Regions from separate parts of the Homo sapiens genome. Here all the other regions are linked to region 1. A link is a contact called in ENCODE Hi-C or POLR2A ChIA-PET data. All regions are on one chromosome and are shown on one strand. Each heading gives the region's core, a stretch centred on a gene start or an enhancer-like site at or near the end of the contact. The rest is flanking DNA. Distances are from core to core; before and after follow the strand shown. Region 1 holds the start of CBX6 (chromobox 6). Region 2 holds the start of TPTEP2-CSNK1E (TPTEP2-CSNK1E readthrough). Region 3 has its middle 22 kb from the start of PDGFB. Region 4 has its middle 30 kb from the start of PDGFB. Region 5 has its middle 21 kb from the start of CBX7.

Region 1 (2,598 bases), core at 14-2,513:
GTAAAATGATTTGAGGTCAAATTCAAGTTGGATCCCCAAGAAAGGAGGGGAGCCATGAAGAACAAATCCTGAAAGACTGAACGGGGGAAGCTGGGGGCAGGGAGGCAGGTGGTCCCCCAAATCCTCTCCTTGTGCCCTGCCAGGAGGTGGGACCCCACTCACTCTCCCCCTGGGTTCCAACTCCCAGCACAGTCATAACAGCTCAAACAAATGCCCCCTTCCCATGGGCATCCCCCACCTGCCTCAGCCACCCCCTTTCCTGGAGCCCTAAAGGCATCCCCAGCCCCTGGTTTCAACAGGGAGGATTATCCCCAGTCCCAAAACCCTCTTGTTGAAGCTGATGCTGGCTGAGGCCTGCCATCAGGGGCTTCTGGGGGGGCTCACAACCACCCCCTGCCCAGCTGGGGCCCCTCTGAAAAGGCCGGCCCGCTTGGGCGGCCGCGTATCTGTCCCTCCCTTCCAGGCCCCGTGCTGTGCCGGGGCTGGGGGCCCGAGAGGGGGATGCTGCTGGGGCTGGGCCAGGTTACCTTCAGGAGGAAAGTTTTGGGTTTGGGTCCCCTCTTCTTGGGCCCATACAGCTCACGCTCCCTCTCCCTGCGGCCGAAAAACACCAGAGGTTAAAAAGAGCCCCTTCCCGGGCCCCACTCCGCGCTGCCCTCCCCGGCTCTCCCGCTTCCCCGCGCGGCGCCCCAGCCGAGCCTCGGCCTCGCAGCCCCTGCCAGCTTCCCCAACAACTCACTTTTGTTCGAAGGCTGCAATGAGCCGCGAGTCCAGGATGTTCTCCTCGGGCTCCCAAGTGCTGTACCTGCCGAGTCACAAACGCACAAAATCAGGATGAAGACCAGAGAGGGACAGGCACGCGGCGAGAGCAAGAGCGCGCACCCCCACCCCAGGCCCCGGTGCCCGCTGCCTCCCCTCCCGCGACGCCCCCGGACCCCGCGACACTCACTTGATCGCCCACCCCTTCCATTTCACCAGGTACTCGATGCGTCCCTGAAAAACAGAGGGGAGAAAAACGGGGGTGGGGGTGGGGAGGATGCGGGGACGCGAGGAGGCGGCGGCGCGGGGCTGGGCGAGGGAGCCGGGCTAGCGGGACCGCTTCGCCCCGAGGGCCCCCGGCCCCGGCCCCGGCTGCGGACAGCGGCGGCCCGCCCCGGGCGGCGGCTCACCTTTCGGATCCGCCGTTTGATGATGGATTCGGCCGCGAAGACCCGCTCGCCCACTGCAGACAGCTCCATCTTGCTCAGCGGCACCCACAGCCCATAATACTCCCTGCGCCCGCGGCCGGTGCGGCACCGCTCGCGCACGCGCCGCAGCGCCCAGGCCCCGGCGGGCGGGAGCGCGGCGGGGCGCGCGCTCGCGTTCCAGCTGCGGGCCGTCACGTGATCCTCGCGGCTGGCGCGCGGTTGCCAGGACCTCCCCCTCCCCCGGGGCGGTTGCTAGGGAAAGTCGGCGCTCGCGGGGCGGGGGCGCGCGCTGGCTCTTAAAGGGGCCGCGCGGGCGGAGGGAGCAATTGCCGGCCGACCCGATGGGTGCCCGGCTTGTGGGCACGCTGCGGCCTTACGCTTATCACCCCCCCTCACATCTTGCCGGCGCCCGATCGCTGACACCCTCTCCTTGCCTCTTAATCCCCACGCGAGTCTCGCCAGGCCCCGGGCGGAGAAGGGCTGTGGAGCCCGAGTCTCGCCGCCACCGCGCATCTCCCGCAGCAGCCTGCAAACAGTTAAATATGATGCAGCAGAAATGCAGTTGCTGTTGCCTTGCCAGGCCTTGCGGGAATTTCTTTAAAACATCGCCCCCCACCCATTATTTATGTATTCGTGGGAGGGTGGTTTTGTAACCAGTTCAGAAGAGTTAAAACAAAAACGCCACCGCAGGAAGGGGGTGTGCGGCGAATGGGGCCGAGGAAGGCCGGAGTGACCGTGGGCATCTGTCTGCGGCCGGGGTCTCGGGCGGCACCTGTCCTCGCCCAGGAGACCGGGGAGGATTCGGCGGGGCCGGTGTGGCAGTGGGGGAGGGAGAGGGACCGCGGGCAGGAACGGGCTCCCCGCACTCCGCCTTGGGCCCACAGCGGGTCATCATCTGGTCATTCGGCAGAAACCGCCTTCGCGGTCATATCTGTGTTTTCCGATTCCCAGCACCCCTCCCGGCCCCCCGACCTGGCCGCGTCCCTCTCCCCGCCCGCAGCTGCGCGAAGCTTCCGCCATTGCTCTGGGGAGCCCAGATCCCAGCTTCCCACTTGAGGAGGGGCGGGGGATCGAGCTGGGGCTGTCCAGGAACGGACACACAAAAAATAGCCCTGCCGCGCAAAACGCTCCACTTTTTAAATGTTGAAATTACTTGAACTTTATTTCCCATTATGTTAGTAGTCTTGTTCTTTGTAAAACAATTTTAAAAATACAGATAAAACAACTGTCCATAACCCCCATAAAACCATTGTTAACATCTTCACCAATCTTCCAGCCTCTGCTCTATGCGTACATAAACTCACGTACACCTATGTATGTATGTATATACATACACATACACATTGTCTGTAGATTTAATTTTTTAACAAAATGGGATCACGCTATTCACACTGTTCTGGAATCTGCTTTT
Region 2 (2,598 bases), core at 46-2,545, 470 kb before region 1:
GGTGTTCCACTACAATTGAGTTGTAAAGATATTCTTTAAGTGTTTATAGAACATTAAGACTTAAGAAAAATCTTTAAAATTAGAGGAGGGAAAAAAAAGCCACCTTATCGCACACATCCAGGAAACGCAGCCCCGTGCATCCCTGCTCAGGGATAAGCAGGCGCCCCAGGACTCCCGGGGACAGATTTTTGGGCACCCGAGGGAGTCACCCGGCGCACCTCGGGGTCCGCGGAGAGGCCCAGCCCCTCCCGCGGTCCCTTAGACGCGCCCTCCGCCTGGCCCGTGTGGACCGTCCCGGCCATTGTTTACGGGGGAAGCCTGTCCCGACGCATTGTTTTGGCCATTTCCAACTTCCCCCGGCCCTTCCCGGGGTATCGCGGGGGACCCTACGCCAACGTCCCCCCTCCGCCCGCGCCCCAAGGGCCGACTGGGCAAATTGGGAGACCCGCCCCGCGGGGCGACCCAACTTTTCGGAACAGCCCCCCACCGCCCACCCCCGCAGACCCCCGGACCCCCGCTCCCGGCGGAGATTCAGGGAACCCCGCACCCCAAGCCCTTCTGAATCGTGCGGCGTGAGTGTGACGGCCAAGAGCGGATGCAGCCCGGGATCGCCCGCACCTTCCCGCCAGCGGAAGCGCAGGAGCCGGCTGGGGAGGGGGCGCCCTAGAAAGAGCAGCTAGAAAGCTGAGACGGGGAACTGAGGTCATCCTGGGGGGGGACAAGACAACGAGAGCCGGGCGCCTCGGGGGCGGCGCGGGAGCCTCCGCAGGACCAGGCGGGCGCCCCGGCTGGCGCGGGCGGGGGGCGCCCCCCTTTACCTGTGGCTCCGGCCCCTCGGCCATTTCCTCGCGCGGCGGCTGCCGGGACTGAGCTGACTCCACTCGGGCCGGCCGGGTTTGAAAGAGGAGGAGCGGGCGCGGAGGGGAGGGGGCGGGGAGGGCGGAGGGAGGGAGGCCTCGCGCAGTTTTCTCGGCCTTTTGTGCGGACACCTCCCGGATTCCGCGCCCGCACCCGGCCCCCCAAAAGACACGGGGAGCCGCAAGCGAGGGGTGCAGCCATCTGCCGAGGCGCCTAGTGCCTTCGCGCCTCCAAGACCCCCAACAAAAAAGGAGCGTCCCGCACCCCCACCCCCGCCCGGAGGATTTAGGGGCCGGGCTCACCTCGGGCGCGGGGCTAAGTGCAGGCGCGGGGGGGGTCCCTAGAGCCGCCAGGGCGCGGCGCGTCCGGCGCTGGGGGACTGTTGGGTCAGAAAGTGTTCAGGGAGCAGCTGCTGCGCCCTCCCTCGGCCCGCCGCTCGGAGACGCCCCGCCCCGCCCCACCCCGCCCCCGCGCCCACGTGACTAGCATAGGCCCGCCCCCGCTCCGCCCCCCGCCACAGACTCCGCCTCCGGGACGCGAGCGAGCGGCGAGCGCGCGCACTCCCAGTTATCGCTCGGCGACTCCCGCGCACGCACGCGCCGTGCCACCCTCCCCGCGCCCCCCGCCCCATACCCCTACTCCCGCCATCCGATTTAACGTGGCGGGCGAGCGCCGCGGCGGTAGCCGTGACAGGTACCCGGCGGGGGGGGCGGGGGGGGCCGCGAGGGTGTGCGCAGGCGCAGACCCGGGTCCCGTCCCCGCCGCCCCCTCCTCTGCAAGGTGTGCCCGGGCGAGGGGAGGGGCCCGCGGCCCGAACTCCTGGGTCACCCCGAATTACAAACAAAACCTTAACGCCGTTGCTCGCGGGTTAGAAGGCAGCTGTGCGCGAAAAACACCTCAGATTTTCTTCAAGCGTGAGGAAGGTCGAGAAGATAAAGTTTTTAAATGAGTATCTTCAGAAAGCTATTTAATTGTTCTGATTTTTTTTTTTCTGAAAGGACTGGGCTTGCGCTATTCTAACTTGAGATTTCTAAACTTAGACTAGGTTCCAAGAATCTACTTGGTTTTGATAGAAATCCATTTGGAGGAAACCGGGGACAAAAAAAAACAAAAAACCGCTACCCTTTCCCCTCCTCCCTACGCACAACTCATTTAAATCGTTTCCCAACTGTTTTTTTTTTCTTACTGAAAAAAAGGACAAAAAAAATCCTGATTCCTAAGGCCTGTGATATTTCCCCATTTTAAGTAAGCCTCGAGGAACCACAGACATAACAAACATATCCACAATTTTTCTACCCCAAAATGCAAACTAATGCAAATGTGAAATGGATCTATGCAAGTCGCTACCAACAAAATAGCCAAATATTTGTTTTTTTACTGGCCTTCGGCATATCCAAAATGAAAAAACTTTAAAACACATCAAGAAAAGCATTTAAAATATCTATTTCCTAAATCAAAAGAAAGAACGCACTACAGAAACGATCCGGAGCTGGTGAGCAATGCAATCTTAATAAATAGGAAAAGGAATTTGAGAAGACAGCTCAGCAAAGGGGAAGAATTTGCCAAGTGTCATGTTTTGCTGTCATTTTATATATAACTACTAACCCCCCATATGGTCTGGTTAGTCTTTTTTAAAAAGGAAGCCAATCAATTACTCACAATTAATTAGCAGTGCCGGTAGATTCTTAGGCCAGCACTAAAAAACTAAATTGGGTGAATTTTTTTTCACTCAAGTCCACT
Region 3 (2,598 bases), core at 30-2,529, 390 kb after region 1:
ACAGAAAGTGCATGCACCATGATTAGGCTTTGAGCTGCGTCTACAGGGACGTGATGTGCTTGTCGCACACATCTACTACATGTGTCAGAGTGGGAGCCTGGGAGTGCTCAGGACTGAGTCCTTTCTGAGGTTCCTCATGGCACCAAGGACAAGGGTAGCCAGAAACTCCCCGGGCCCCATCACAGCTCCCTGCTCGCGCGGGCTGGGGATGTGTGTGCACACCACACGGACGGGCGTCCGGTCCATCACAGGCACTCTCTTCCTGGACACACCACCTGCTCCGAGGCAGCCTCCATCCTCCCCCACCACTAGACACTCCGAGCAGTGGAATACCATTGAGGAGGTCCAGGGAAACAAGGTGATCCCATCATGGTGAACTGAGTTTCCATAGACCCACACACACATACCCTTACACACATACATACTCCCCTAGGGAAGGGTGGCTGGAAATAAGGTAACAGGACACATATGAAGGTTCTGGGAGGCTGGGCACAGTGGCTCACACCTGTAATCCCAGCACTTTGGGAGGCCGAGGCGGGTGGATCATGAGGTCAAGAGATCAAGACCATCCTGGCCAACATCATGAAACCCCATCTCTAATAAAATACAAAAATTAGCAGGGCGTGATGGCACGCGCCTGTAGTCCCAGCTACTCGGGAGGCTGAGGCAGGAGAATCGCTTGAACCCGGGAGGCAGAGGTTGCAATGAGCCGAGATTGTGCCACTGCACTCCAGCCTGGAGTAACAAGAGTGAAACTCCGTCTCAAGAAAAAAAAAAAAAAAAGTTTCTGGGGACCACAGCCGGTAAGGGGCTCACTCTCAGACTCCTGGGTTCCTGCCCCTTAGGGCCTGGGGGAGAAGGCCTCGTTTAAACAGAGAGTTTATTCATCTTAGTGATCTCTGTGTCCAAAGCCCATTGCACAGGGGAAGCTGAGGCCCAGGAAGCCTGAGTGACTCGTCTAAGATCACACAGCAGTATGGGAAGAGCCAGCCCTAGAACCCAGGACTCTGACTTCCTGGCCATGCCCCTCCCACACAGAGTGATGCGTGTCTAGAGATCACCCCAGTTCTACTTTCCAAAATGAGTCAGGAACATCTGTACCTCTGGGACTAAAAATACTCCCAGGGACACCCCAGTAAGAACGCTGACATCTTTCCGGGTGTCTGAAAACAGAACTGGCCTTCCTAAGAACTAACAACGATACTGTTTTCAGCCACGTTCCCTTCCTGTTCTTGCTACACGCTCTGTCAAATAGGTGGCCAGAGGCCCGGGTGCAGATGCAGTGGCTCACGTCAGTAATCCCAGCACTCTGGGAGGCTGGTGGGCGGATCACTTGAGGCCAGGAGTTTAAAGACCAGCTTGGGCAACATGGTGAAACCCTGTCTCTACTAAAAATACAAAAAATTAGCCGGGTGTGGTGGCACAAACCTGTAGTTCCAGCTACTCAGGAGGCTGAGGTGGGAGGATCACCTGAGCCGGGAAGTCAAGAGTGCAGTGAGCCATGATGGCATGCCACTGCACACCAGTCTGGGCAACAGGAATGAGACCCTTTCTCCAAAAGAAAAAAGAAAAGTAGGTGACCAGGCCCCATCTGACAGGATGTGCCACTGAGGCCTAAAGGGATCTGCCCAGGATCACACAGGCAGCCCCTGACACCTGGCTGCCACCTCCAAGCCTAGAACCTTCCCTGATGCCAACTCCCTCTCAGAGACTCGAGGGCAGAGCACAGACAGCATCCACCCCATCCCCACCCCGAATTCCTTTGATTTTTTTTTTTCATTTTTAATGTCTTGGCCGGGCACAGTGGCTCATGCCTGTAATCCCAGCACTTTGGGAGGCCGAGGTGGGCGGATCACAAGGTCAGGAGTTCGAGACCAGTCTGGCCAATATGGTGAAACCCTGTCTCTACTAAAAATGCAAAAAAAAAATAGTCAGGAGTGGTGGCGGACGCCTGTAGTCCCAGCTACTCGGGAGGCTGAGGCAGGAGAATCACTTGAACCTATGAGGCGGAGGTTGCAGTGAGCCAAGATCATGCCACTGCACTCCAGCCTGGGCGACAGAGCAAGACTCCGTCAAAAAAAAATCATTTTTAATATCTTTACCATAAAAGCAACAATACATGTTCATTTATGAAAATCTAAAAATTGCAGAAAAGTCAAAATAAGGAAGAAAAATCACCACCCACAGCCCCACCACCCAGAGACAATCATTGTTAAGGTTTGATGTATTTCCTTCCATAGTTTTTTGTTTGAGGACTTTAAAAAAAAAATGGGGCTGAGGTCATACTGTATATTAAAAGAAAAAAAAAAGGTGGTATCCTGCCTTTTTGACCTGCCATTATATCATGGCCACTTTTCTAGTTCTTTCACTCTCTGTAATCTCGTTTCTTTTTCCTCTTCTCTGAACCTCATTTTTATTGGCTGCCTAATATTTTGTCAAACCATATTCCATGGTTTATTTTGCCATTCCCTCATTGTTGGAAATCTCAGTTATTTCCAGTTTTTCGAAGCTATAAATAATATATTTCGATTAATATCTTTCTACAGATAGCTTTCCTTTTTCCATATTTAGGGGTTGCTCCTTGGCTGGCATGGAATT
Region 4 (2,598 bases), core at 31-2,530, 340 kb after region 1:
CTCGCTCACCCAGGCTTGAGTGCAGTGGTGCAATCTTAGCTCACTACAACCTCCGCCTCCCAGGTTCAAGCGATTCTCCTGCCTCAGCCTCTCAAGTAGCTGGGATTACAAGCGCCCGCCACCATGTCTGGCTAATTTTTGTGTTTTTAGTAGAGACGGGGTTTCACCATGTTGGCCAGACTGGTCTCAAATTCCTGACCTCAAGTATCTGCCCACCTCGGCCTCCCAAAGTGCTGGGATTACAGGCATGAGCCACCACTCCCGGACTGGCTCGTGGTGAACTTGTTTGCATTAATTTTGATTTCTTAAAATACTGCATGAGGCTGAGCGTGGTGGCTCACGCCTGTAATTCCAGCACTTCAGGGGGCTGAAGCAGGCAGATCATTGAGGTCAGGAGTTTGAGACCAGCCTGGCCAACATGGCAAAACCCTGTCTGTCCTAAAAATACAAAAATTAGCCAGGTGTGGTGGCATGTGCCTGTGGTCCCAGCTACGCAGGCAGCTGAAGCACAAGAATCACTTGAACCCAGGAGGCGAAGGTTGCAGTGAGCTGAGATCACGCTACTGCACTCCAGCTTGGGTGACAGAGCACGACTCTGCCTCAAAAAATATATACATATTGCATGAAATGATGACTTATTTTGATCACTGAGAATTTTTGGTGCCCCTTTAACCTTTGCACCTGGGGCAGGTGTCTCACCCTTAGTCCTGTCCCCACAAGACATGTTCCATCACCTAACAACATGAAGTGAGTGCCCATGGTGTGTCCGCAGCTGAGCTAGGATCTGGGAATCCAGTCATAGGTAAAACAGCTACACACTTCTTCATCCTTCAATGTACAGCCAAAGAGATCCTAAGTCAGAAGGGACAGCTATCTGGGCAGGCAGCCTCATCCTGTGCTCAGCTGGAAGAAATGGAAGAAACGTGGTACAGAATGAAACAGACATTCCACTTACGTTTCGTTGTTTTGACCACACACCGTCTGAACCGCACCTTGTAGGCTGTGGACCCAGGGACCACCCCCCGCCCGCCCGCCTAGAAACTAAAAATCCCCACTACGCCCTTTCTCAGACACAGCTGAAGTCTGTGAGGCTCACCAGTCAGGCACACCAACTCAAGACTGAACAACAAAATTAGTGCTGCAAAGAAGCAGAGCGTCTCCCTGGCTGAGCCGTGGAGCCACAGTGCCCAGTGCTGGGTATTCAGTTGGAAGGTGCCAGTCACAGGGGCTGCAGTGTCAAACAGGTGTTCAGAGCACTGACCTCAGGCTGCATTGGAGAGGACTGATCCTGTTTGCATACCACAAAACCAGGTCTCCAAGCCTGCTCAGCAATGCATGAGTCACCTGGAATTCTTTGAATATCCTTTTCAATATCCATTCTTTGAACATCCGTTTCTTTATAAGTTAACCGGAGCTGGTTTATGTTACCTGCAACTAAGAACCTTGCCTTATATAGAAGTTGGTGTCAGGAGTGGTTACAGGCAGTGGATGTTGGAGGAAGCTCGGAGAAGCTGGAATTGGTTATCTGGACTGCTTGGGGCTGAAGTCAGTAAAAATTCAGCACATCATAAGGGCTCAGATCTGGAAGCCATGGCATGCAGGGGAAGCAGAATGTCAGATTTGCCACCTGGAGTCACCGGGAAGGAAGAGCCCGTTGAAAACAAAGCTTCATTGAGAATTCATTGCCTTAGAAAAGAATGAAAGGAATGAGGAATTAGACTGAATGGGCTCTACAGCACTGCACTGTTAAAGATGCAGAAGCCCGTCTCCTAAATTCCTAAATTCTTGGCTCAAGACCCAGATCAAAAACTGAGGACTTCTGGGCCAGGTGCAGTACCTCATGCCTGTAATCCCGGTACTTTGCGAGGCCGAGGCAGGAGGATCACTTTTGCTCAGGAGTTCGAGACCAACCTGGGCAACATAGTGAGACCCCCATCTCTACTAAGTAAAGACCCTGTTTTTACTTTTTTCTACTAAAAAGTTTAAAAATATATATATCAGCCAGGCATGGTGTGTGCACCTGTAGTCCTAGCTACTTGGGAGGCTGAGGCGGGAGAATGGCTTGAGTCGGGGAAATCGAGACTGCAGTGAGCTTTGATCACACCACTGCACTCCAGCCTGAGTGACAGAGCAAGAACCTGTCTTAAAAACAAAAAAACTAAAAAATAAAAAATAAGGGAAGAAAGAAAACGAAGGACTTCTATAACTGCAGTAAAAATGTTTCCTAATTCTCACTGTGGTAAGACTGAGACAGCCAAAAATGAAACTCAAAATTCGAGCCTACAGAATGGTGAATTACATCATGAGCGATGCCATGGCCTCACCAGCTCTAAGGAGGATTCTGGCTGATTGGAACACCCTGAACCCTCACTCCCCGCCAAGTCCCCTTGCCAGCTGAGCAGCTCCTCTTCGCTGTCTGATGCGGCTGGTCCTGCCGAAGAAGGGACCCTGTAATCACCCTCATGTGGCCCCCATCCTCAGAGTCTTCAGCTGGAGTCAGGTGGCAGGAGGCCCTGAGGGGCGAGATTAAATAGCAATCTCAAACCAAAACCTGTGTAGAATGTCATTTCCTATCATCAGACATCTGGGGGAGATGTG
Region 5 (2,598 bases), core at 75-2,574, 300 kb after region 1:
TTTTTTTTTTTTTTTTTAACTAGAGATGGGGTTTCACCACCTTGGTCAGGCTGGTCTCAAACTCCTGACCTCAGGTGATCTGCCTGCTTCGGCCTCCCAAAGTGCTGCGATTACAAGCGTGAGCCACTGTGCCCGGCCTGATTGAACACCTATTATGTCTCATTATTATTAAGTTCAAAAGAAAAGAAGCCAATTCAGCAGACCCCAGATTCTGACCTCCCATCCTATGCTGTTTCCTGGTGCATCCTCCACTCCTAATCCACACGGAGGCGTCACCCTAAATTACCCGGCTGCACATATCACTACCCTGGTCAAAAGCCCCCAGCAGTTCCCCGGTGCCTAGGGTGTCAGCTCCCGACTCCTGGCAGTGACACTGAAGACCCTCTGTGATCTGGTTCCAGCCTCTTTTCCATGGGATCTCTCTATCTTGTGACACCAACTTTGACTACAGGTGTGCAGATCTGGGTCCCGTGGCCAGAACACCCTGGGCTTTCTCACTGCCACGCCTGTGCTCCTGCTATGCCCTTGAGTGGAACAGCTACCATTTTTGTCCTTACCCAACAAAGTCCCGTCCGCATTTTCTGGCCCATTTCCCCCAGGTGGCCTCTCTGACCACCTGGAGCCAGGCTCTGAACCTCAGTCAGCCTCCTCGCCTAAGCATCCCGTTCCCCACTCCCCAACCGGGCCCTGCAAGGCCAGCTCTATCACCAATCATTGGCAGGAACCACTGGGCTAACAGCAGGTGCTGGACCGATCCACATGACAGGGGATGGCCTGACCTGCCCGTGTGATCAGAGTCCAGCTCTGCCACTGTCCCACGGGGATCATTCTTATCCGTCACATTCCTAAATGGACTAGAATGGTGGCCTCCTCTGCCCTGGGACCCTACTCTCTCCAGGCAATGGAGAAAGAGCCAGGGGTCCCCCCACCACTAACTGCCCCACTGACACTGTGGGGTCTCTTCCCATAGTCACGGTGCAGGCATCAACCAGATACCAGACTAAATGGGATTATCCAGACAGGACCACTGGGCCAGAGCCTTCTGCTGGAGGGAGGGAGCTTTGCTCCTCCCCTACACCCTCCCTGTTCCAGGGCTCAGTCCCTTCCACAAGGTCCCACCAAGCCTTCACAAGCCTGCCCCGTCTAGCGATGGGGAGCCCCATACCCCCTGGGGCATCTTGTCCATCTCTGATAGTTAGTTCAGAGCTGAGCTAGCTGCCTCCACGGAATTTCTGCCCCATTCATTCATCCTCTGTGAGTTCCTTCTGCACGCATTGAGCACCTACTGGGTGCTAGTTGATGTGCCAGCTCGCCTGAGCTTTGCAACACCTCTGTGAGGTGTGAAGGCGGATGCTGATGACAGTGATGGTTACAAAACCAATGAGGAAAGTGAGGTGCAAAACCAATGAGGAAAGTGAGGTGCAAGAGAGATCGCCACCCACACAGAATCTCACAATCATCAGGCAGCGGCTGGGCCAGGAGTAGATTTTCCATCTGGGTGACCCAGGAGCCTGTGCTCTTTCTTCCACTGAACTGAATACGTCCCCTAGCAGGACTTAGGAGGGGTAATACTTGGGGAGGTGGGGGCAGGACTAGCCTATCCAGTCCCCCAAAGCCTTCAGTAGAGGGCATAGAGCTGGACCTGCGTTGGGGTTACCAAGGGTAGCCAAGGGTAGTTTTGGAGCTGCTGCAGCCGCTGCTCACCCCCGGGAGCCTCCTTCTGAGAAGGAAGTATTATTGAGCCTACATTGTGTTGGGAGGGAAAACGTGGGGTCCTTGGAGCCCTGCCAGCCCCCTGCCTTCAGGCTGTTTGGCTTTGTTTGTTTTTTTGGTCTTTTTTTTTTTTCCTTTTTCTTTGGGCTGATTGTTCTCATTAAATCTTTTTGTCCTGTTTTGTTTTTTACGGGGCTGACAATGCTGCTCAGTGCTTAGCGCGGCTTCCTGTGTTTCTGCCCCAGCGCAGGCCTCGATGGGGCTGTGCTTCCTGTTGTGAGCCGTCGCCATGGCAACTGGAGGCCTGGTGGGCTCCATGGGGGTATGGGGAGGGGTGACATCAGTGACGTCACCGGGTGAGAAGGCAAGGGGCAGGGGTCTGGAGGGGGTTGCATGGGGGAAGGGCAGCCAGCAGCCAGCCGGCGCATTGCTGGGAGCTGACTCACAGCCCGGGAAGGGGAAGAATGCCCTCACATTCTTTTGGGAGGTAAACAAGGTCAGGGAATGCGGCTGGGATCCTGTTTACCTGACCCTGGCCCCCCGGGGGACCCGAAGCCCTTACAGGACAACACACTGGAATAGAACCAGCCAGACTTGGGGGGCTAGGGAAGCAGGGGAGAAGAGAGGAACCGTGAGGGGCCCCCAGGTGGGGGCCAGAGACAGAAAGCCCAGGATTCCAATCACATCTCCACTAGGTGACAGCGTGACAGCTCTATGACTCTGAGCAAGCCACATGGCCTCCCTGTGCCTCAGTTTCCCCTATTTCTAAATGGGGAGAATTTCTCGTGCAGATGGTCCCTTGGTCTCCAATCACTTTGGGCTGGTTTCGGGGGTTGCGAGGGTGGCAGCACAGCCCGTGCCTCTGCATTTTCTCCGTTCTCCACC

What was found. A loop is a pair of places that touch in the nucleus more often than their neighbours do. ChIA-PET counts read pairs that join two places held with the same protein, here RNA polymerase II (POLR2A). Pooled maps may share reads with other maps.
Region 2: a loop to region 1 is called in a map of CD8-positive, alpha-beta T cell, with 4 times the contacts of the local background. The contact joins the promoter of TPTEP2-CSNK1E here to the promoter of CBX6 in region 1. A Hi-C loop is called at or near these places in 1 of 168 maps with a recorded cell type or tissue (CD8-positive, alpha-beta T cell), 2 of 37 single-sample maps with no recorded cell type and 9 of 50 pooled maps.
Region 3: a loop to region 1 is called in a pooled map, with 5 times the contacts of the local background. The contact joins the enhancer-like site here to the promoter of CBX6 in region 1. A Hi-C loop is called at or near these places in 1 of 168 maps with a recorded cell type or tissue (ascending aorta), 1 of 37 single-sample maps with no recorded cell type and 4 of 50 pooled maps. POLR2A ChIA-PET finds 5 or more read pairs at or near these places in 1 of 52 experiments (activated CD4-positive, alpha-beta T cell).
Region 4: POLR2A ChIA-PET joins it to region 1 with 29 read pairs in PC-9. The contact joins the enhancer-like site here to the promoter of CBX6 in region 1. POLR2A ChIA-PET finds 5 or more read pairs at or near these places in 4 of 52 experiments (A549, GM12878, PC-9 and 1 more).
Region 5: a pooled map shows a loop between it and region 1 (4-fold over the local background). The contact joins the enhancer-like site here to the promoter of CBX6 in region 1. A Hi-C loop is called at or near these places in 6 of 50 pooled maps. POLR2A ChIA-PET finds 5 or more read pairs at or near these places in 2 of 52 experiments (H1 and activated naive CD4-positive, alpha-beta T cell).

What each region holds. Positions count from the first base shown.
Region 1 is chr22:38,870,953-38,873,550 of GRCh38, forward strand. CBX6 (chromobox 6) reads right to left here and starts at 1,264. Exons shown (of 5, transcript NM_014292.5): 1 at 1,170-1,264; 2 at 950-993; 3 at 740-805; 4 at 528-594. The coding sequence starts at 1,238. RefSeq lists silencers at 886-935, 1,036-1,185, 1,216-1,475 and enhancers at 1,470-2,020, 2,021-2,570, 2,407-2,598.
Region 2 is chr22:38,397,620-38,400,217 of GRCh38, forward strand. It overlaps TPTEP2-CSNK1E (TPTEP2-CSNK1E readthrough), which reads right to left and starts at 1,296. Exons shown (of 15, transcript NM_001289912.2): 1 at 819-1,296. It also overlaps the pseudogene TPTEP2. RefSeq lists an enhancer at 25-808 and a silencer at 1,074-1,353.
Region 3 is chr22:39,265,500-39,268,097 of GRCh38, forward strand. No RefSeq gene overlaps it. Among named protein-coding and RNA genes, the nearest start is that of PDGFB, 22 kb to the left of the region's middle. RefSeq lists enhancers at 1,042-1,121, 1,302-1,571. Within about 2 kb of position 1,280, at least 7 of the 41 ENCODE cell types and tissues checked have a DNase peak (open chromatin) inside an H3K27ac peak, as active enhancers do.
Region 4 is chr22:39,213,336-39,215,933 of GRCh38, forward strand. No RefSeq gene overlaps it. Among named protein-coding and RNA genes, the nearest start is that of PDGFB, 30 kb to the right of the region's middle. RefSeq lists enhancers at 1-346, 347-965, 982-2,181. Within about 2 kb of position 1,281, at least 8 of the 41 ENCODE cell types and tissues checked have a DNase peak (open chromatin) inside an H3K27ac peak, as active enhancers do; they include PC-9, where a contact is called at or near this core.
Region 5 is chr22:39,172,792-39,175,389 of GRCh38, forward strand. No RefSeq gene overlaps it. Among named protein-coding and RNA genes, the nearest start is that of CBX7, 21 kb to the left of the region's middle. RefSeq lists an enhancer at 725-1,394. Within about 2 kb of position 1,325, at least 37 of the 41 ENCODE cell types and tissues checked have a DNase peak (open chromatin) inside an H3K27ac peak, as active enhancers do.